Linked DNA regions of Homo sapiens: all the other regions are linked to region 4. Evidence: chromatin contacts called from ENCODE Hi-C or POLR2A ChIA-PET data. All regions are on one chromosome and are shown on one strand. The core of a region is the stretch at or near the end of the contact, and the rest is flanking DNA. Distances in the headings are between cores, read along the strand shown.

Region 1 (5,100 bases), core at 2,071-4,570, 220 kb after region 4:
CAGAATTTGGAAGAAACCATAAACTTTCTCTACAAGGGTGGTTCTCAAACTGGTAATTAGATGCATGCTTGATCAACTACATAATAATCACAAGGAATGCTCATTAAAATAGAGATTCCTGGGCCTTTCCACAATTGTTAAGTCTGGTTTGGCCCAGAACTTTTTTTTTTTGAGATGGATTCTTGCTCTGTTGCCAGGATGGAGTGCAGTGGCGCAATCTCAGCTCACTGCAACCTCTGTCTCCCGGGTTCAAGAGATTCTCCTGCCTCAGCCACCCATGTAGTTGGGACTACAGGCATGCGCCACCATGCCCAGCTAATTTTTGTATTTTTAGTGGAGATAGGGTTTCACAGTGTTGGCCAGGATGGTCTCGATCTCTTGACCTCGTGATCCACCTGCCTTGGCCTCCCAAAGTGCTGGGATTACAGGCGTGAGCCACCACGCCCAGCCAGAACTTTTAGTTTTAAAACATTGCCTATGTTATTCTGATTCTCAACCAGGTGAGTGAACCAGTGCAATAAGCCAACTATTATCTAGAGCAACACTTTTCTCGACACCTTCATGAGAGATGTTCATCTTGCTTCCGGGGTAAGGAGCACAGCCTATGTTGTAGCTTCCAGTAGTGGGCAGCCCTTAATAATTTTGGAAAATTCTTTCTCACATTGACCTATCACCAGTTTCTCTGTAACCATAGTATGTGATTCTTATAATGCAAATCATAGGCACTACTGATTGTGCACTCACTGTGTGCAGACTCGTGCTAAATACTTTAGCTCTATTTTACCACTCAAGTGCCTCAGCAACTCTCTGAGGTTGGTATTATCATCATTCGTATTTTGCAGATGAGATCATTTCATCCTGGAGATACAAATGATGTGTGTTTCTTTCATCTAGTCTCTATAAGCTCTTCAGATGTTTGCAGGTAACATCCTTCCCAATCTCTCTGGCTGATAAAATGAAGTAGCAATAATTCACTATGACCAAAAATTCACCAGTTGCTGATTTTTTCCAAGGCAGGATGCTAACTTTGCAGAGATGAAGGAGATCCCCCTTTTTAACAATCTACAATTGGGGGGCAGGGGGGACAGAGAGCATCAGGATAAATAACTAATGCATTTGGGGGTTAATACCTAGGTGATGGGTTGATAGGAGCAGCAAACCACCAGAGCATACATTTACCTTTGTAACAAACCTGCACGTCCTGCACATGTATCCAGAACTTAAAATGAAATAACATTTTAAAAAATATGAAACAAAAACCATCTACAATTGAGTGAGGGAGACCCAGGTAAACTTGGACTCAGTTTTGTGTGTGAGCCTTGCCTCTTTAAGTGGACTATGAGTCTTTGTGGGCAGAGCCTCCAGATTCTCCCATTTTCTTCCCTACAGTAGGAGCGTTTGAATGCATGATGGGGACTTAGTAAAGACACATTGTCCTGGATTGATTTGGGAATATGTCATCAAGCAAACTCTTTTTTGGCTTTCGTGTTTCCTAGGTGAGTCAAGTGATTGGACAGAGGGTATGAGGCTCTTCCTGGATTCCTAAAGCCTAGGCCTTTGAGAGGGCTCATGAATTTCCTTGGAGTCCCTGCATCTGTGATGTGAGGAATGTCTCCCTGGGAGATACTAGCTGCCCACAGTTTCCTAAGCAGGAAGTAACATATCACAATAGATAAAATGCAGGATTTATAAGCAAAACCATGTGAGTATCCTATCTACATCATTGACTTTCTCCATGGTCTTGAATCTGTCTTTATTCTATGCCTTCACTGTTGTCATCTGCCAAATGGGAATACCAATTCTTTATCAGTTCTTAAGGATATGCAGAAGGAAGTATTAGTTATTATTAATGTATTTTAAACTACTTGATGACACTAGCTGCATGCATATAGATCCTTCTTGTTTTAAACAAGAGATGCTAAACAAAACCAAGAAATATTAAATTATACATTTACAGAAGAGATAAATTATAGAGGTAGTTATTATTTAAATTGCAGAAATATTTCTCATTTTCAGCCCAGGGTTCCTTTACAAAGCAATCTGTCTTGTGCTTTTAAAAAAAGTAATTCAATTTACAAAAATTTGATTTGCATACAACTTTTTAGAAACATTTATCATGTAAAGTGAGACATCATCCGACTAAATTAGAGAATTTACCAATATGTCTTGGCTTAGGATAAATATCACTTCCTCCAAGGATGGGAATATTGGCAAATTGAATCTCGCTTCTCCCCTTCTCAAACTGAGACTGTCTAAGCCCAGGTTTGAAGCATCTGGTCTGAGAATTAGTAGCCATGATGGAAATACTTGGATTCATGATCTAGATCTGCCAATAAATCACTCATGACCTCAGCGAAGTCAGCTTCCCAAGGCCTCAGTTTTCTCATCTGGACAATGAGATTATTGGAGTTTATGTTCCTTCCAGCTTTAAGGTTGTTCAATAGTACTCATTGCTAAAAGAAGTGATCTGAAATTACAAAGGGCAAGACCTGGCATCCTGTCAATGTGTAATAAATCGATACATCATTCGCTGAATAAAATTATGATGTTCATTTATTTCCAACCAATTCTCCAAGTTGGAGATGCTCCAAGTTTATGATAAAGAAAACAACATGAGTTCAGAAAACCCTTTTTCTTATTCTTCGCTGACTTGATCTCTCTTGACGATTTCTTGCATCCTTAAGTGTGGTGAAAAGAAGATTGGTTCTGAGCAAATATTGGGGTCCCTCTGTCGTAAAGGAAAGAGTCCTGCAAACTGAAATGCTGAGTTAATCCTAGATCACTACTGTGCCTTTTACATTTCAACTGATTCAATTGCAGGTGATAGCTGCAAGTAGCTAAGAGATACAGAGACATGGTGGCAGCTCATTCTCCTCTCCTCTTCCCCAGTTTCCCCACCCAGGCCAGCGCCTGCCTTTGCATTTGCTGCTGCTGGCCAGTGTGCCAGCCTCCTGTCAGCCTCAGTCGTCTGTGCCTCCCTTCCAAGCCATGAATCATCAGAGGTGCTGTCGCTTCTCCAGCTTTGCATTCCTGGCAGAGGTGTTGTTTCTTCCTAAAAGTGGAGGGGAGGGAGTTGCTAAGGAACACCATTAACATGCTGACAGCACAACAATCTCAGAGAGTTTTGGCCTCAGCCGTTTGACTCTAATCAGGAAATCATTTTTAGAAAGATTTGTCAGTGTAAGAAAACAAGCTCCTGAACTAAATTAGGATCTGGATTATTTTTCCCTCCTCTCTCGATCTGCAGTGCAAGGCAGAGTGGTGAGCCATCACGGTTTTGTGTGTGGTGAATTTGTTTCCACTGCACATTTTAATTCGGAGCTCCTGAAGGTGTCTGTGTTTGTAAGGACTGTGTTTTTGGAGCTGCTCCCTCGGAGGTTTGGTGCTTGTTTCTCCTTCCCTCAAACTGGTTGGCTTTTTTGGCAAGACCGCCTAGGCTTCAGGATTCTTTAGTCTAATTTTCTTCTCCTTTTTCTTTTTTTTTCACCCCAGTAATGAATTCACGGCATGTCTCTGGGAAATTAAGGTAATCCATTATACTGTTGTCTCCCTATCTTTGAAGCAGGGATAATAGTATTTAACCCACCTTTGCAGTATACTGAGTGGCCTGTCAGGGTTTCTTCTTTAGAAGGACAGCTTGAAAACATTTTAATAAATGCTCCTTAACTGCATGCTTTAAAAATACATGGGATCAGGTGGCAAACAGCTCAGTAATAACTAGTTCAGGGAACCAGACTAGCCATGTATCACTCTCTGCTACTTCCATTTTCTCCTCTTCCTCTCCCTTTGGGGAGAGGACATTTCTCCTCCCCATTTCTTCGGGGACATGCTGTCTCCATTTGGGGTTTCAGTCTTTGGGGATAAGCTAGAATTTTGTTAGTTACAGACCAGTCCCTGCTGCCCCTGCAAATCCAAACATATTTAAGCTGCAGGAGCAAGTGAGTTTCATGTCCTGTAATGCCTCCAACAGACAGCACTTAAGGATGGAGACCTAAATGCCAAGCTCAGTGGTGTTGCACAGATGAAGTGTGGGACTGGACTCGTGTTCTCCATGATATGCCTGAGGTTTTGTTTCCAATACAACTAGGGACCTAATCATACTTAGGGATGTCCACTTGTGCATGTCAGTGCTTTACTCACAATCACTCTTCATTTCATGAACCTCAGGCCTGAGACTGGAGTGTCATTCCTGAAGAACAGGGTAGAGCATGCTTTCTAACTTTATCTTCGTATCTCCTTTTCTATGAAGATAAAGGGGTGGGAGTGCACAGACTTTCCATGGCCTGAGGAAAATGCTACCCAGAGTGCAGTGTGAACCCATCCTAGGGATGAGCAAATTCAAGGCTAAGCCCTTGTGTGATCTGCAGGACTGGCTGCTGAAAGGGATCCAGTTGTGAATGAAGGCTTTAGATGTGACTCTTATCTGCACTCAGAGACCCCAGTATTCAGCCATTAGAGATTCATTCCTTCAGGTGTGGGGATCTTTGGGAATTTTCACTTCGGCTCTGAGAAAAAGATTCTCCTGGGGTTTGTGTGGATCCTTCGGGCTCCTCTCATTGGACAGTCGTATGTTGAAAAATGCCCCTCCAACCCTCTTCAGACAGAGACTTCTGAATATAGACTTTATCTATAAGAGGACCTATGACCCAAATAAAAATCCAAGTAAACCTGAATTTTCTCATTTCTCCAACTTATACGAGTTGAGTTGATGATTTAGACAAATTGAGAAAAGTTGAGTTTAGATGAGTTCCCGATGAAAAAAATAGGTGATGCAGGAATTGCTCCTGCCCAACCTCAGAACGACCACATGTGCAGGATCCAGGGACAGGTCAAGGCTGACGTTCCCAGGAAGAACAATGATTGACGTGTTTCACTCTGAACTCCTGGGATACGTACTCCAGAGAACCTACCAGTAACTGAGCTCTTGAACAAAACTATGGAGCTGTTGAATAAGGGCTTCTCTCGTTGCTACGTAAGGTTAGGGGACTAGATCTAGAGATTAGTTAGCTCAGTGGATTTGTGTGTATGCACACATGTATGTATTTAAGCAACAGAAACCTTTCCCTGCCCATTTATCTTATGTGGAATGCCTACATATTA
Region 2 (4,585 bases), core at 741-3,240, 210 kb before region 4:
GACTTAAGGTACAGGCAAAACCCATTAGCTCAGTACTAACATGCACAGGTTGTGTTATCTCACAATGTGTTATTGTTCCCTGATAATTTATCACAAGGCAAATCACAGTTCTTGTTCATGGAGAAAGCAACAGTCTTCTGGATAAAATCACTTGCAGTCTGGAAATTCACGGTGAAAGGGGCTTGAATGATTCTCCCAACTGAGCCCACTCGGCAAGGCAGCCTTCGATTTTCAATGTGAATACAAGAGGAATGAGAGTTCTGTGCAAAAGCATCCTCTCTCCATTCATGGGCCCCAGAAGCACACAACAGGAGGGGCTGCCACATTGGCCCTGCGGTCACTCACATGATCCCCACGGAAATCCCAGATCATCTCCCCCAAGGGGAGCATTCCTCCAGAGAAGCTGGAGCGCATGGGGAAGATATCATCTCCAGCGTTGTCTCTATGATGACACATATCCACCCCGATAGCCCTAAATGCTCATAAATGTCAAAACCCGGGTGTTTTGAGTGTTGACGATGAAGCCTGCAGATTTCATAGCCCCTTTTGGTTCTTCTCGGGCCTCCGACACAGGCGAAGTCGCTCTGCTTCCCAGCTAGATTTATTTTCAAGGGCTTAGCTCTGAGGGACGATGGGAATGTTTCAGCATGAGTGCTCCTGACCACTAGGAAAAAAAGCTCCCAGTACATTTCACAGACATCAGCGAGGATTCTGCAGAGTCCATTCTTTCAGGAACAAAATTGCATTTTATGAAGCCGTCCCTTTTCTGTTTCATCTGTCAAGCAGGTTTGCTGAGAATAATTTAAATTTCATGCAGCAGCAACTGTGGGGCACTGGGGCTTCCCTTCAGGCCCACAAACAGGCCTGGCAGTGGAGTCGCAGTTCTGCTTCTCAGGAGCACCCTGCCCCTGCGGTCCTGACCATTTACAGCCCAGACACACAGTGGTGGGCCAGGGATGGGATGCCATCCCAGTTCCTTAGCATGACCTCATGCCACATCAGACAGGGGATGGGGACAGGCCAATGCACCTTTCTTCAGCCTCCAGCACCAACCACCAGGGGGGGACAGGTTTCCCCGCAAATGTATGAATAACTGGGTAGACCCAGTCAATGGTTTATCTTTCTAAAATTAACTTTTATCGAGTGCTTACCAAATGGCAGGTAGTGTTTTAAGCTTTTCTATGCATATTAATTTAACCAGTTCTCACATCATCCCCATGAGGAGGATTCTATGATTATTCCCAATTCTTAGAGACAAAGAAACTGAGGTTCAGAGACATACTCAGCTTCTAAGTGGCGGAGCTAGGATTCAATCCCAGTGCTGTCAGACTCAAAAGCTTGAAGCTCTTAGCAGTGGTGAAATGCTGAGTTGACATAACCTTTGGCTTAAATTTTCTCACCTATACCACAGAGGTAAATGTGCCCACTTTCTGGCCTGAAATCTCTTGCTTGCTATCAGCTGGGTGGATGAGCAGATGGAAAAGTTACCATAACAATGCTGCAATCATGGTTACCATGGTGAATGCTCTACCAGGCAGCCTGGAGTGGGAAGAGGAGCTGGCCCAGGCTGGTTCTGATTCTAACTCACTGGGTGACCTTGGCAGGCCACATTTTCTTTGGGCCTCACTACTGTGACCTGTAGAATGAGGGGCTGGAGGACGTGGTCACTCTGCTCCTGTTAGGCTCTTGGAACTTGTGTCCTGGGGAGGCTGCTGATTGGTCTGAGCCATGAGTGTGTGTTGCGGGGCTGGGGGAGCCCACCAGACCCTCCCTGTACTTCAGCAGCCCAGGAGTCTGCTTGTCCAACTGGCCTTTCCTCAAGACACGTGAGGAATCTTTAGGCCACAGACAAATGAAGAAGTAGAAAAACCAACTCAGGCCTGAAGGCAGCAGTGACAGAAAGAATTGTCATCACCTCACCGGCCAGCTGCTGGGAGCACAGCCAGCCTCCTCACCCAAAGAGCCTGGCAGAAGCCGGCCCCTGCCTGGGAAGGTGACCAGGCCCACAGGGCTGGGTGGGGAGGGTGATGGCATGGGATGCCCCAGCCCCCAGGGCACGTGATGTTCACCCTGCGCACTGCCTAGCCAAGAGGGGACACTAAGGCCTCACAGTACTGACACTAGTCCCCCAGTCACTTTCCTCAGGGACAGTTGCTGAGTTTCCGAGGGTGGCTCTGGTCCACATGTGGCTCTAGACCCTTCACCCAGGAAGCCCGGTGGATACATTCCAGCAGCTGTCCCCACACTCTGGTGAGCTCGGACACAGCTCTGCTCCTGGCTTCTACCCGGCCAACCTCGCCCACCCACCCCACCATCCACTGGAGTGCAGTTTCAGCTGTTTCCACAATGGGCTTTCCCTAGAGGAAAGGGCGCCACAGCTGAAAAAAGCTTTAAACTCCCTTCCCTTGGTCACCTGGCTGTTACCAGTCTCGGTCTGGAGCCCGCTAGACGGCCTCTTCCCCCCAGCTCCCTCTTGCCTACGGAGCATCTGGAGTCCCAGCCAAGGGGTAGGTTTGAGATGCTCTTTCCTTTCCTTGCTTTCTTGGGGCCTGGCTGCTGTGTCTTATCTGAAGACCTGCCTTTTCCTCTTGGTGAGGTTAGAAAGGAACACCTTTCAGGCTGGGCACGGCGATTCACGTCTGTAATCCCAGCACTTTGGGATGCCAAGGTGGGTGGATCACTTGAGGTCAGGAGTTCAAGACCAGCCTGGCCAACATGGTGAAACCCCATCTCTACTGAAGAAGAAAAAAAAAGGACATGAACACCTTTCCCTAAGAGGGTAGAGCCTTGTCCCATAGGCCTCACCTGGATGACAGTGACAGCGGTGATAGGAGGAGGTCAGCACCAATATGAGACTCGAAATACCACATGCCAGGTTCTGTCTTGTTCTGAGCACTTCACACAGGTTTTAACCCACACAGTCCTCACAACAACTCTGCTCGCAAGTACAACGACCTCTTCCCATTTTACAGAAGTGACGCCCAGAGAGGTTAGGTAACCTGTCCAGGGTCACTCAGATAGCAAGCGGTAGAAGGGAATTCAAATCCAGGCAGTCTGTCTCCAAAGTCTGGCTGTAGCCACTGCACTAGGCCTCCCCTGCCAATAACTTCAGGGGGAGAGACATTCTTGGGTCATCTGGTCACACTGTCCAGGCCACAGATTTGTTATACACAAGGAGCCGTGAGCTCCCCGAGGGCAAGAGCCAGCCAGCTCTTGCCTGCTCAGTAAAGACCCACATTGTTGACCGGGGAAACCGCAAATACCTGGGCCCGGGCCTGCCCATCAGTTGATGTGGTCTTGGCACGGGGTCAGACACATAGGCTAGGGGACAGGCCTCTGGGTGGGCAGGAGCCAGGCTAGAACGGCGGGAAGGCACTGTGGCCCAAATCTGCCAGGGGTGCTCGGGAAGCCAGCACTGCTGTCCTCCCTTCCCCCCACCCAGTGCTCCTGGGCACCAAGGGACCAGGGCTTAATCCGGGGAATCAAACAAGCCCCTGCAGGAAACAGGCCGGGCTGGAGGCAGAATTCAGTTCCTCTGTTGTGACATGCCAAGGAGCGGGCTGTCCTCACAGGAATGAACTTTCGCCCCCTCTCCCCCTCCTGGCCACCCTGCCCAGTCCTTGCCCCAGCTGTTGTTTTCTGTCTGAGACTGGGTTCCCTTCCTCTCATGTGGCTGTGGTTTGGGATCAGGCCAGTCAAGGATGGTGAATATCAAGCCACTCTGGAGCAAAGCGGGAGCTCTGCAGGCAGCACAGCCCTGTGGGGGAGCCCCAGCACCGAGCCCCTCCACTTCATCCCCCAGAGCAGCCCAACACCATCCCTACAAAGGCATGTATCCTTAAAAGGACAGACACTTTCAAGACGGCCTCCGGGCCCAGCCTCTCTCTCCCACCTGGAGCCCCGAGCAGTCGGTTCCAGCGGCTGCCATTCTCCATATGGCCAACAGCTGGCCCTGCAGAGCGCCTGCCAGATGTGGCCAGCAGGTCCAGCGGCTGGCCCTACTGGGCAGAGGTCACTGAGTCAGACCAGCGCTCGGGCTGGCGCCCAGGGGAGGAATGTGTTTGGCTGGCCTGGGGGCAGCGTGCCCAAATAATCCTCCATCTCCTCTCCCCTGTCCAACATTCTTTCCCTCCCCGCCTCAGTGGGGTGGTGTTTTCATAACAGGAAAATAAAATCAATAAGGCACTGCAGCAAGATGTCAGTGCGCTCCGAGCCAGCCTCCAATAGCTCCATTGTCTCAGCCTCTGCCAGGCTCTGTGGCCGGCAACACTCACAGTTATTAATGGGAAGCAGGGCTGAAAGGGAGTTTTGAAAACCAGGAGACAAAGGCGCAGCACACCTGGAGCGCGGCTTTCCAGCACCACAGCCACCTCACAATGGCCGGGCTGGGGCTCCCCGCCTTTAACTTCTCTGGCAACTTTTCTGAAAGCAGGAAAAGAAAAGCCTAGACACACACACATGTGCACACACATACACTCATGCACACACACACGCATGCAGGCACATACACGCATGTACACGGACACTGCCCCAAGGGGGCTCCTGGGAGGCAGCTCCGAATGGCCAGCAGAGGCAAAGGCAGCCT
Region 3 (5,077 bases), core at 2,578-5,077, 180 kb before region 4:
TCTCAGAATGTCACTCTCTTTCCTTTACTATAGGCATGGTACCTACTTATCTACATCAACCAGAACATAAACAGTACAGAGCTTCTTTTCACAGCACAGGCTCGGGCCCTTCCAATAGATTCTTTCTTTGTCCTCCTAACGGCCTGACTGCAGCAAACCTTCACGGAGAGAGATCAGGACTCAAGAATCCAGCAGTATTTTATAAACGAAAAGGTTGGCAGCCCCCTTCACAGGCTGCTGTGCCGAGCTCTCTCTCCTCTGAGCATGGGAAGGGTTGCCTGTGAGTTTGATGGGCCAGGCCTTCTGCCATTCAAAGAACAAATCAAAAATGGTCCCTGAGGCAAAACGGGGAGAGTCAGCCTCCTTTAAACTCTCCACGGCAGGCCTGCTCAGGCCGGCACCAGCCCCCTGCTGCGACAAGTACCCGGGTATCATTCTGAATTACAGGCCAGGAGCCAACCCGCTCTGACAGCCAAGCTGCCGTCCACACAGCGTACTCTAATTTCCGCAGCTTGGAGCCCCTTGGGTCTTGAGGATGGGGTCACCCCAATCATGATGCTGGGAGTTGCTGGGGCGATAAAGTAAAATTCACCCCTCCATCATCAGCTTCAGGATACACGTTGCCCGAGAGAGTCAGATGGGAAAATCAAGTTAAACCAGTGGCGCGATATGTGGTCACCCACCTTTGTCTTGACAAAAGGACCTGGCATTTAGGAAGGATACCTGTCGCTCTGAAAGGGCCTGGCAGTCAGAGAGGGCTTCTGTTTCCCACATTTTGATTCTCAGACCAGAAACCACATCCTCTGCTAAGCAGTCCCCTGAATGATAACATTTAAAATGTTGAAATTTAAGGGGGCCAGGAGGCTGCCTTAGGCCTGGGATTCTTTCGTTGCTCTTCTTTATTCTTTTTATTGTAATCAAATATACAAAACCTAAAACCGACCATTTTAGCCATTTTATGTGTACACTTCAATGGCATTAAGTACATTCTCAATGTTGTGTAACTATCACCACGATCCACCTCCAAAATGTTTCATCTTTCCAAACTGAAACTCTGCCCACTAAAAACAATAACTCCCCTTTCCCGCCTCCCCGAAACCCTGGCACCCACCGTTCTACTTTCCGTCTCTATGAATTTGCTCTAGGTACCTCGTATAAGTGGACTCATACCATATTTATCCTTTCCTTTGTCTGGCTCATCTCATTTAGCATAATGTCTTCAAGGTTCATCTATGTTGTAGTAGGTATCCATGACTATAGCATTCCCTTTCTTTTTAAGGCTAGATAATATTCAATTGTATGTATACAACACATTTTGTGTATCCATTCATTAATTAATGGACACCTGAGTTGCTTCTACCTTTTGGCTATTGTGAATAATGCTGCTATTAACATGGGTATACAAATATCTGTTAGATTTTACATTAATTTTAATCTTCTCTTCTCCTGTGAGAGGCAGGCCTCAGCCTGTGGCCGTGTGAGGCTTGGCTCTGATTCTTTGGAGGCAGGCCAGGGTGAGGTCTCCTGGGAGAGGGTGGCGAGGCACCTGTGTGTGGAGTCCTAGCTCAGGACTTAAAGGGTTAAGTTCCACAAATGCAGAGACTGTTCTGTCTCTTTTCCTCCCAGAGCAATCCTGTGCCATGCTGGCATGAGCTGCATTTCCCAAGGCCACAGGAAGACCACAACAGGCCCCTGTATCCAGCCTGTCTGGTCAGGCCACATTTTAAAAAAATTAACTAATTTTATGGAGATATAATGTCCATAAAGTAACTGTCCAAATCTTAAGTGCACAGTCTGATGAGTTTTGACAAATGCATGCACCTGCCTAACCACCACCCCAATCATGATACAGACCATTTCCATCAGCCCAGAAAGTTCCTTTGTGCCAGACGCATTTTAGCAGCTGCTTTTAGGGCCAGTCGATACTGCTGCAGCATCAACAGGATTAGGGGATCCAAAAAGCCTGCAGGGGGTTCTAGGCTGTGAAATCCAAGATGCCCTCAGCTCTAAGTGACCAGAAAAGGCACTGTTTTTTCTTTCTAATTCTGCAGTTGACTAGTCACCCACAGTAGTCTGTCAAGGGAAGTTTTGAAGCACTGGAGCCTCAAAGAGACTGTGGGACCTCAGCTTCACTCAACAACTCAAAACACATCCACTCTATGAGCCTCTGTGCCATACACAGAGCTGGGCCCTGCTGTGGCAGGAAAGGGGCAGCTCAGTGTAGCTGGAGAGACACTGAGCAGAAGAGAAGGAAGACGGGAACTTGGGCTGGAACAGAAGTTAGCATCTGTGATGCTGCAAAGAAATAAGTCATTCTGGCTAAGGCCAAACAGGAAGGCTTCTCGGAGGTGGGGGCATTCATAGTAGCCTCTGAAAGGACGCAAAGGATTTCAATAGAAAACAATAAAGAGAGGAAAATTCCACGCTGGGAAGACATAATGTGTCAACAAAGGCATTGAGACATAATAACCATCACTTATTAAATGCCTGTTAAGGAACAGGCATTGGGCTAGGTGTTGCACAAATGTGATTTTATCTAATAAAAATAACAATGATGAGAAGGACCCTACAAGGTAAGTCATACTAACTGCAATGTGGCCAAGTGACTTCCCAGGTTCACAAAGCATTGTACCTGGATTCAACACCAGGTCTCATGATCTGAAGCCCCGGTTGTCCTGTTTCCTGTGCTGTGGGAAGAAACACGATAAAATGGGTGCTGCTCAGCGGGATGTCAGACAGGAATCCCTGGTTGCTTGGAAAGGCATCCCCGAAACCGGGGACTTTCAACTATTGGCGGGTCCTTACTTGGTTCAAATATCAATTAAAATATCAGGAGGACTATTACATACCCCAAAAAGAGCTGTGGAAACACCTCATAGCGCACACGTTTCTTTAAAAAAAAAAAAACAACAGACACCATAGGAAAGTCTCATGTATTTAAAATAAAGGGAGTTAATTAGTAAATTTGTTTTTTCTGAAAGCAGTCTTATTGATACAAAATAGCCCAAACCGGGTTCACAAAGGTTGAAAACAGAGTTAGCTTATAATTAGCATTTCAACTGTCCACAAGCGGATCTTCTAGATTGTCAGCACAAGGAAATTCTGTTCTCTTCATTGGCGTAAATGCCCCAATTCTTATTTACACTGTTAGTCCCGGGAGAGTGGGGGGTCCTCACACTGTTACAAATGCCATCACCCAGCCCAAACGCCGCACCCCATCTGCAGCTGCCAGGGAAGGAGCTTTCAGGGAGCTCCCAGGTCTCCCAGCTTTGATCTGCGAGCCAGCGCCAAGGCTCCCCAGAGGCTGCACAGAGCTGCATCTACGACCCAGGGCTCCTTGTTTTGCATCAGCTGCTTCACTCCCGGCAGAGGCTCACGTTTTCTCTGACGCCAAATGCCATGAATCCTGCTGGGCCAGGAGCTACAAGTCTCCACAGGACCCCTCCCTGCTTAGACCATCCCAGCTTTCTTTCCAAAGGGGGTAGAATGCCAGCCCCAGAGGGTGGGGGAACTCTCAGAAAAATACTTCCCTGGATGCAAGAGTCCGCATCAAACCCATGCCCTAGGACTAGCCCACAAGCAGCCACATCAGAAGGCACTGCTTACTTGTGCACACACAGATCTGCACACACTCACACATACGCATGGTTTCTCTGCTGCCTTTGACCCCCAGGCCTGCCGTATGTGTACACCTTTTCCTCCCCCAATATCTCCAAACCACTTTACGTGCTCAGGAAAAACTGAGAGACGCTCTCACACAGGGAAGCCACTGGTTGGCAGAAAATCCCTTGAACTCGTCAAAGACCAGGCCAGGCAGCACCTTCTGCTCCTCAGCTTGGGGGCCTGTGAGTTGCAGAGACGTAGAGGGAACCCTCCCCTCGGCCCCCAGGCTTTCTCACCGCCAGCTGAGCTCCTCCTCTCGGCCCACGTGCACACACAGCTGTGGGGCTGTCTCCCTTCTCAACAAAAGTTCGTCTCTCTCCAGTTGGTAGCCTGGAGCCGGGCCAATCCTCCCCTTACCCTGAACGCGCCTCGATTTGCAGAGGCCTGTGGCGAACAGTCTCCCTGCCCTGATCCTTCTCCCCGTGCAGAGGGTGTAGTGGGTGAGGCTGGGAACACACCTCCTCCCACCTGACACCCACCCCCATGCTGACCCCAAACCACAGGCCTCTAGTGAGCTCCCCACCGCCCAGGCCTCAGTCCCAAGTTAAGATAATCTTACAATCTTGTCACTCCAGTGGTGCATTCTTGAAGGAAGTGTTTTAGCTTCAAAGGAAAGTGAAAGTGAGATTTTAACATAGGAGCAAGAAAAAGTCTAACCTTGGCGATGCACATCCCACAAAGCTCCACTAGCAGGGGCCTGGGTGCCGCCCTGGGTGCTGCCCTGGGTGCAGAGGGTGCGTGGGCTCCCCATTCCCTTCACCAGCTCCCACCGTCTCCATTCTGCTTCAAGCCAAGCACACTGCAAACCAGAGTACTTTTTCTCCTTGCCAGTGAGCCGGTGTTGTCTATGTACTGCAGGAGGAGGCCATTACAGGGAGTTAATAGAGTTTTAAATTTGTTTTTAAATTTTACAATGCACTTCATCAAATTCAGTGTCTGAGCACAGCATCATGTTCAGACCAGGCAGCACATGTCAAATGGCCTCAGCCTTCCCCTCCACCCCTCTCCCACCAGGAAAGGTTAACTCTTTGGAGTAACTCCCAGGCATGGCCCCAGTGGAGCGGGTTCTGGTCTGTGGGGGGTCGTTGTGGAATAGGCCCAGTGGAAAGGCTGCTGACTTATTTGAGATGCTCTGGGCAGCTTCCATGGTCAAGGGCCGTCGAGGCTTCCACTGGGCCTTGGTCGTCCCGTTGAGGTCCCTTACTGAGGTGGCACTTGGGAGTCGTGGCGACTTGGTTCTTTCAGGTTCACATCTCTATGGTCCCAGGTGTCAAAGAGGGTGAGAAAGTATCCAGGGCACAGACGTGGAAAGCAAATAGTATAGTGCAGTCTGCTGATGAGGAACAGATGGGAGCACATTTCTGCTATTTTTCACCCAGAAGGATTTCCTTTAAGGACATGTTCAGCTGAACCT
Region 4 (4,638 bases), core at 1,192-3,691:
TGTCTTCTTTTGCTTTTCAATTCAGTCTCCACACAACAGTCATTTCAAAACTTAAATCGATTCTCATTACTCTCCTTTCCAAAACTTCTCATTGAATTCCTATTGTACTTGAGTAAAATTCCAGCTCCCTGTCTTGATCCATGAGGCATCCGTGGATCTCTGCGACCCTGTCTTGTGCCTCCTGCCCTTTCCCCACAGTCGAGCCTCGATGCTTTTCCCTGTTCCTGGACCACACTAGGCTCCCTTTCACCCTGGAGCTCTTGCTCATGTGATTCCCTGTGCCATAAATATCATCCTCCCTCTGACTACATGGCTGGCTCCTTCTTAGGGTCTCAACTTCCAAGCTACCTCCTTCCTGGGGCTTCCCTGACCACTCATGTGAGCATGTTCTCTGCCTTCTTTGAGGTTCCTCATCGCAGCTCCCTCTTCCTTTTCCTTGCAGCACTTCACATTTTGGAAATACCAAGTTGTCCGCTTGGTTAGGGCCATGCTCCCTCCTTGGATCCTGTGTTCCAAAGGGCAAGTCTGTATTTGTCTTATCCACCATGATACCCCAAGCGATCGAGACTATCCTGGCCAACATGGTGAAACTCCATCTCTACTAAAAATACAAAAATTAGCTGAGTGTGGTGGCGTGTGCCTATAGTCCCAGCTACTTGGTTGGGAGGCTAAGGCAGGAGAATCGCTTGAACCCGGGAGGCAGAGGTTGCAGTGAGCCAAGGAAGCTCAATATTAAATATTAATGTCCATATGAATAGTGTAAGATTTTATTATGTCTTTACCATTTTTATGATAGACTACCCCAGATCCTCTTTGGAAGCAGGGAAAGCTTCAAACAATTTTTTTAATATCATAAAAATAAAATTATTCATAATTCCAAAAAGTGGAAACAACCCAAATGTCTATCAACTAATGAGGGGAAAAATAACATGTACAGGTTGCAGTGAGCCGAGATTGCACCACTGCACTCTACCCTGGAGACAGAGTGAGACTCCATCTCAAAACAAAACAAAAAACAAAAAAACCCATGTATTTATCACATAATATTTGGCAATAAAAATAAATAGAGTACTGATACATGGACACCATGGAAGAACCTTGAAAACATTCTGCTAAGTGAAAGAAGCCAGTCACAAAACAACATAGATTGTAAGATTCCACTTTATGAAATGTCCAGAATAGGCCAATCCAGAGACAGAGAGTAGATAAGTGGTTGCCTAGGGCTGAGGGGTTTGGAGGGAATGGGAAGCGACTGCTAGTGGATGTTTGGAGGTAATGAAAATGTTCTGAAATGGTGTTGATGGATGTGCAACTTTTTGAATACACTCAAAACCACCGACTTGTATTTTATTCTATTTTATTTTCTGAGACAGAGTTTTGCTTTTGTTGCCCAGTCTGGAGCGCAATGGTGCAATCTCGGTTCACCAAAACCTCCGACTCCATGGTTCAAGCGATTCTCCTGCCTCAGCCTCCCAAGTAGCTGAGATTACAGGCATGTGCCACCACGCCAGGCTAATTTTGTATTTTTAGTAGAGACGGGGTTTCTCCATGCTGGTCAGGCTGCTCTCGAACTCCCGACCTCGGGTGATCTGCCCGCCTCGGCCTCCCAAAGTGCTGGGATTACAAGCGTGAGCCACCATGCCCAGTCGACTTGTATTTTAAATGGGTAAATTCTAATGATATGTGAATTATATTTCAGTGAAACTGTTACAATTAAAATTAATTAATTAATGGAGTTAAGAGCACCCTTGCTCTCTGAAGACAGATAGACTGGCTAAACAGACCAAGGAGATTGGCTTTGTGTCAAATGCCCACTTTGATTAGGGTCCATCCTCCCTCTCTTTCCCCTTCCCTCTCTTCCTCCCTCCCTTAAATGTTTCTCAGCATTCTTCAGGACTCTGGACCAGAGACGGATTAGACTTAGCCTTTATCCTCAAGCAACTAAGTTTAGTTGGGGCAGGACAGGGTGGAACAAAGGGAGGAGCACGGTGAAGACCTCATGGAGCTCCCTGGGTGCAGGCAGAGCCTCCCGGGGATTCTGGTGAAGAACTCTCTGTGTGGAGAAACATCTTTTGTAACAGCAAATACTGTTTTATTTCTTCATTCTTATATGAATTCAATAGACAATTACTGTGCGGGTTGCTGGGGTACAGAGATGCGTAAGAACATGTGTCCCCAAAGAATGGGGTGGAGGGCACAGGAGCCAACCATGGAATCCTAGCAGGGGTGTCAGAGGCTGAAGAAGGTCCAGAGGGGACCGCGCAGGGCAACCGGCCAGGCTTCCTGGGAAGTCAGTGCTGGAAACAGGAGACTGTGCTCGGCTTGGTGAAGCAGCTCCGAGCCTGTGATTTGTCTGTAGACAGCTCGGTTCGGGTGAGCCCCAGGGCTTTCCTGACTGTTACCGGCCTAATCAAGGCAGAAGGCAGCGTGGTGACCTCCCTCCCAGGCGCCAGGATGCAGCTGTGAAGGCCTGGCTGGGAATTGCTTTGAGGCCGGAGGGGGGTCTCCTCCCCCGACACCCGACAGCCCCTCTTCCATGGCCACAGGGGAGTTGCTGAGCAGATCTCCCCTCCCCGGGAGAGGAGGGCAGGCTGCGTGGCCCTGGCAGGAGAGCATGCGGCAGGCGAGCCTCCGGCCGCAGAGATGCCGGGCTCTGTGCGAGACGTTTGCCGCTAGAGGGAGTGCCACGTCGTTCTCCGTCCCCACCACGGACTCCCAGGGCCGCAAACGAGTTTGGGCGGAAGCCAGGGCTTTGGGGCTTCCTGGGAAACTCACTGTCTTTGCCTTTGTCCTCTCCATTTTGAGATTTCTCAGAAGAAGCTGGACCTAAGAATGCTTCGCATAGTTTGGCAGAATTTGCGGAGCCTGTTCCAGCCGCGTGGGTCTGGAATCCGGGATGCGGTCTCTGGCCTGTGCAACCCCTGTTTAACCCGGGGCTGGCCTCTGGAGGGCAGGGAGGCTGGGAGCAGAGAGAAGCACTCAAGGACCTGAGAAATGTAGAAGGTCTTGGATTTGTTTCCCTGTGTGCAGTCCCCTCTGGCCCTCAGAGCTGCAAAGGACAGACCCCTGGGTTCTGGGCAGGGGCTCAGCTCTGGGATTCGTTCAGTGCTTAAAAGGAGGGAAGGGAACTCAGGAATAAGAACGATCAGGCTGGCAGGACATGCAGCTGTTGTCAGAGACCTGGAAACACATGGGCCAGTGGAGCTGATGGGCCCCGTGGGGTGGGTGGGTGGCAGCATCCAACTGGTCAAGAATGGCTCTGCTGTGGCTTCCTCAGCATGGCCCTGTAAAGAGAGCAGAAGATGACTGTGGATGGCCCCAATTTCTGACATGAGAGGCCCTCACTGGCTCAGGTCGGGCTGGCCTCCTGAGGTGACTGGAGGATGGCTGCCACCTTTGGTGTCGGGACTAAGACTGGAAAAGTGGCGGGTCCAGAGAAAAAGCCCAGGCCCACAGCTTCCGCTGACGTGGCAACTATGCTTTTGGACTGCATCCTGGACCTCTTTTGACCAGGCCCTGTGAAGGGTTGCAGGAGGTTCAAGGCCCCTTTATCTCTCTAGCATTGACTCTTGGGTCTGGGCAACAGACCACCCTTTGCAACCTCTGGGCCCAGGCAGCAGGTGTGCAGGTGAGTGCAGCAGGGGCTTGGCAGCCGGTCACAGCTCCCCACCGAAGCTGCGGGAAGCCGGCGGTGCACCATCTGCAGTGGAGCAGGTCAGAGTGGGCCTGCTGAGGCTCCTGTCACTGCTGCGGTTAATGCTGCCGATTACCATGGTTACCCGGAGGCTGGAAGCTCTGACAGTCAAAGGCAGAGCAGGAGAAGGATGTCCTCTCCCTGCTCTGAGCCACATGGCTGCCTCTCAGTCTCCCTGGGTGGGCAGGATTCTTCTGGAAAATAAAAGTGCCTGGACCAGAGACGTTGTCCTGCCGGGGTTCAGCTGATCCAAGCATCATCCATCCCCAAGTGCCGGGGGCCTTCAGGGAACCCTGTTCTGAGCACATTCAGTGGGGAGGCGGGAGGCAGAAGGGGATTCTGGGCCTTGTGTTTGCTTTGCTCAGTCTTGGAAGGATAGAGAAAGGGAAGAGAAGATGCTAGTCTGGGCCTTAGGGAACTCTGAGTCAGAGGAAGGAAGCAGTTCGCGAGCTGGGTGGTGGATTCAGTATCGACTCCTGAGGATCTAGGAATGGCTTTCTGGTCCTGTGCCTACAGTGGCAGCTTGGGGCTGTGACTGTACCCTCTCCAAATAGGGCACTGGCCAGGGAGTCAGGACACCTGCTTTGCCAGTCATTGTGGGCTCCAGCTCCCGCTGGGTCCTGGTTTCTCCATCTGCAAAATGGGGTTAATGATTACTAATCCCCCACCTATTTCAAGTCTGTGGGGAGAATTTTTTAAACGAATAATTTTGTGCATTGAAATGAGCCAGCAGATTTCAAGTCTTTGGAGAAAAGGCCTTATTTATTATTATCATCAACTCATTGAGCAGAAATTCTGTTTATCTCCTTTACTGCCTCTTCGGTGCTGCATGAACTGAGAGCGATATCACCTCTGCAAGATGACGGGGCCCTGCACAGCTGTCCAGACCCCAATGCTGGGGAGTCCCGGGACCTGGAGAGGCCAGGTGGGGCTTCATCTGAGCT

The links. Hi-C counts contacts between places; a loop is a spot of excess contacts on that map. ChIA-PET counts read pairs that join two places held with the same protein, here RNA polymerase II (POLR2A). Pooled maps may share reads with other maps.
Region 1: a loop to region 4 is called in a pooled map, with 2.1 times the contacts of the local background. The contact joins two enhancer-like sites. A Hi-C loop is called at or near these places in 2 of 168 maps with a recorded cell type or tissue (Caco-2 and mammary epithelial cell) and 4 of 50 pooled maps.
Region 2: a pooled map shows a loop between it and region 4 (7-fold over the local background). The contact joins two enhancer-like sites. A Hi-C loop is called at or near these places in 4 of 168 maps with a recorded cell type or tissue (CD4-positive, alpha-beta T cell, Caco-2, Calu3 and 1 more) and 9 of 50 pooled maps.
Region 3: a pooled map shows a loop between it and region 4 (5-fold over the local background). The contact joins two enhancer-like sites. A Hi-C loop is called at or near these places in 1 of 168 maps with a recorded cell type or tissue (naive thymus-derived CD4-positive, alpha-beta T cell) and 6 of 50 pooled maps. POLR2A ChIA-PET finds 5 or more read pairs at or near these places in 1 of 52 experiments (endothelial cell of umbilical vein).

What each region holds. Positions count from the first base shown.
Region 1 is chr2:23,133,847-23,138,946 of GRCh38, reverse strand. All of the region lies in intron 1 of LOC107985792 (a long non-coding RNA gene), which reads left to right. Among named protein-coding and RNA genes, the nearest start is that of KLHL29, 250 kb to the left of the region's middle. Within about 2 kb of position 3,320, at least 5 of the 41 ENCODE cell types and tissues checked have a DNase peak (open chromatin) inside an H3K27ac peak, as active enhancers do.
Region 2 is chr2:23,563,396-23,567,980 of GRCh38, reverse strand. All of the region lies in intron 3 of KLHL29 (kelch like family member 29), which reads right to left. Among named protein-coding and RNA genes, the nearest start is that of LINC02923, 180 kb to the right of the region's middle. RefSeq lists a silencer at 3,587-3,948. Within about 2 kb of position 1,990, at least 13 of the 41 ENCODE cell types and tissues checked have a DNase peak (open chromatin) inside an H3K27ac peak, as active enhancers do.
Region 3 is chr2:23,531,766-23,536,842 of GRCh38, reverse strand. All of the region lies in intron 2 of KLHL29 (kelch like family member 29), which reads right to left. Among named protein-coding and RNA genes, the nearest start is that of LINC02923, 150 kb to the right of the region's middle. RefSeq lists enhancers at 51-926, 3,790-3,849. Within about 2 kb of position 3,827, at least 2 of the 41 ENCODE cell types and tissues checked have a DNase peak (open chromatin) inside an H3K27ac peak, as active enhancers do.
Region 4 is chr2:23,349,739-23,354,376 of GRCh38, reverse strand. No RefSeq gene overlaps it. Among named protein-coding and RNA genes, the nearest start is that of KLHL29, 33 kb to the left of the region's middle. Within about 2 kb of position 2,441, at least 15 of the 41 ENCODE cell types and tissues checked have a DNase peak (open chromatin) inside an H3K27ac peak, as active enhancers do.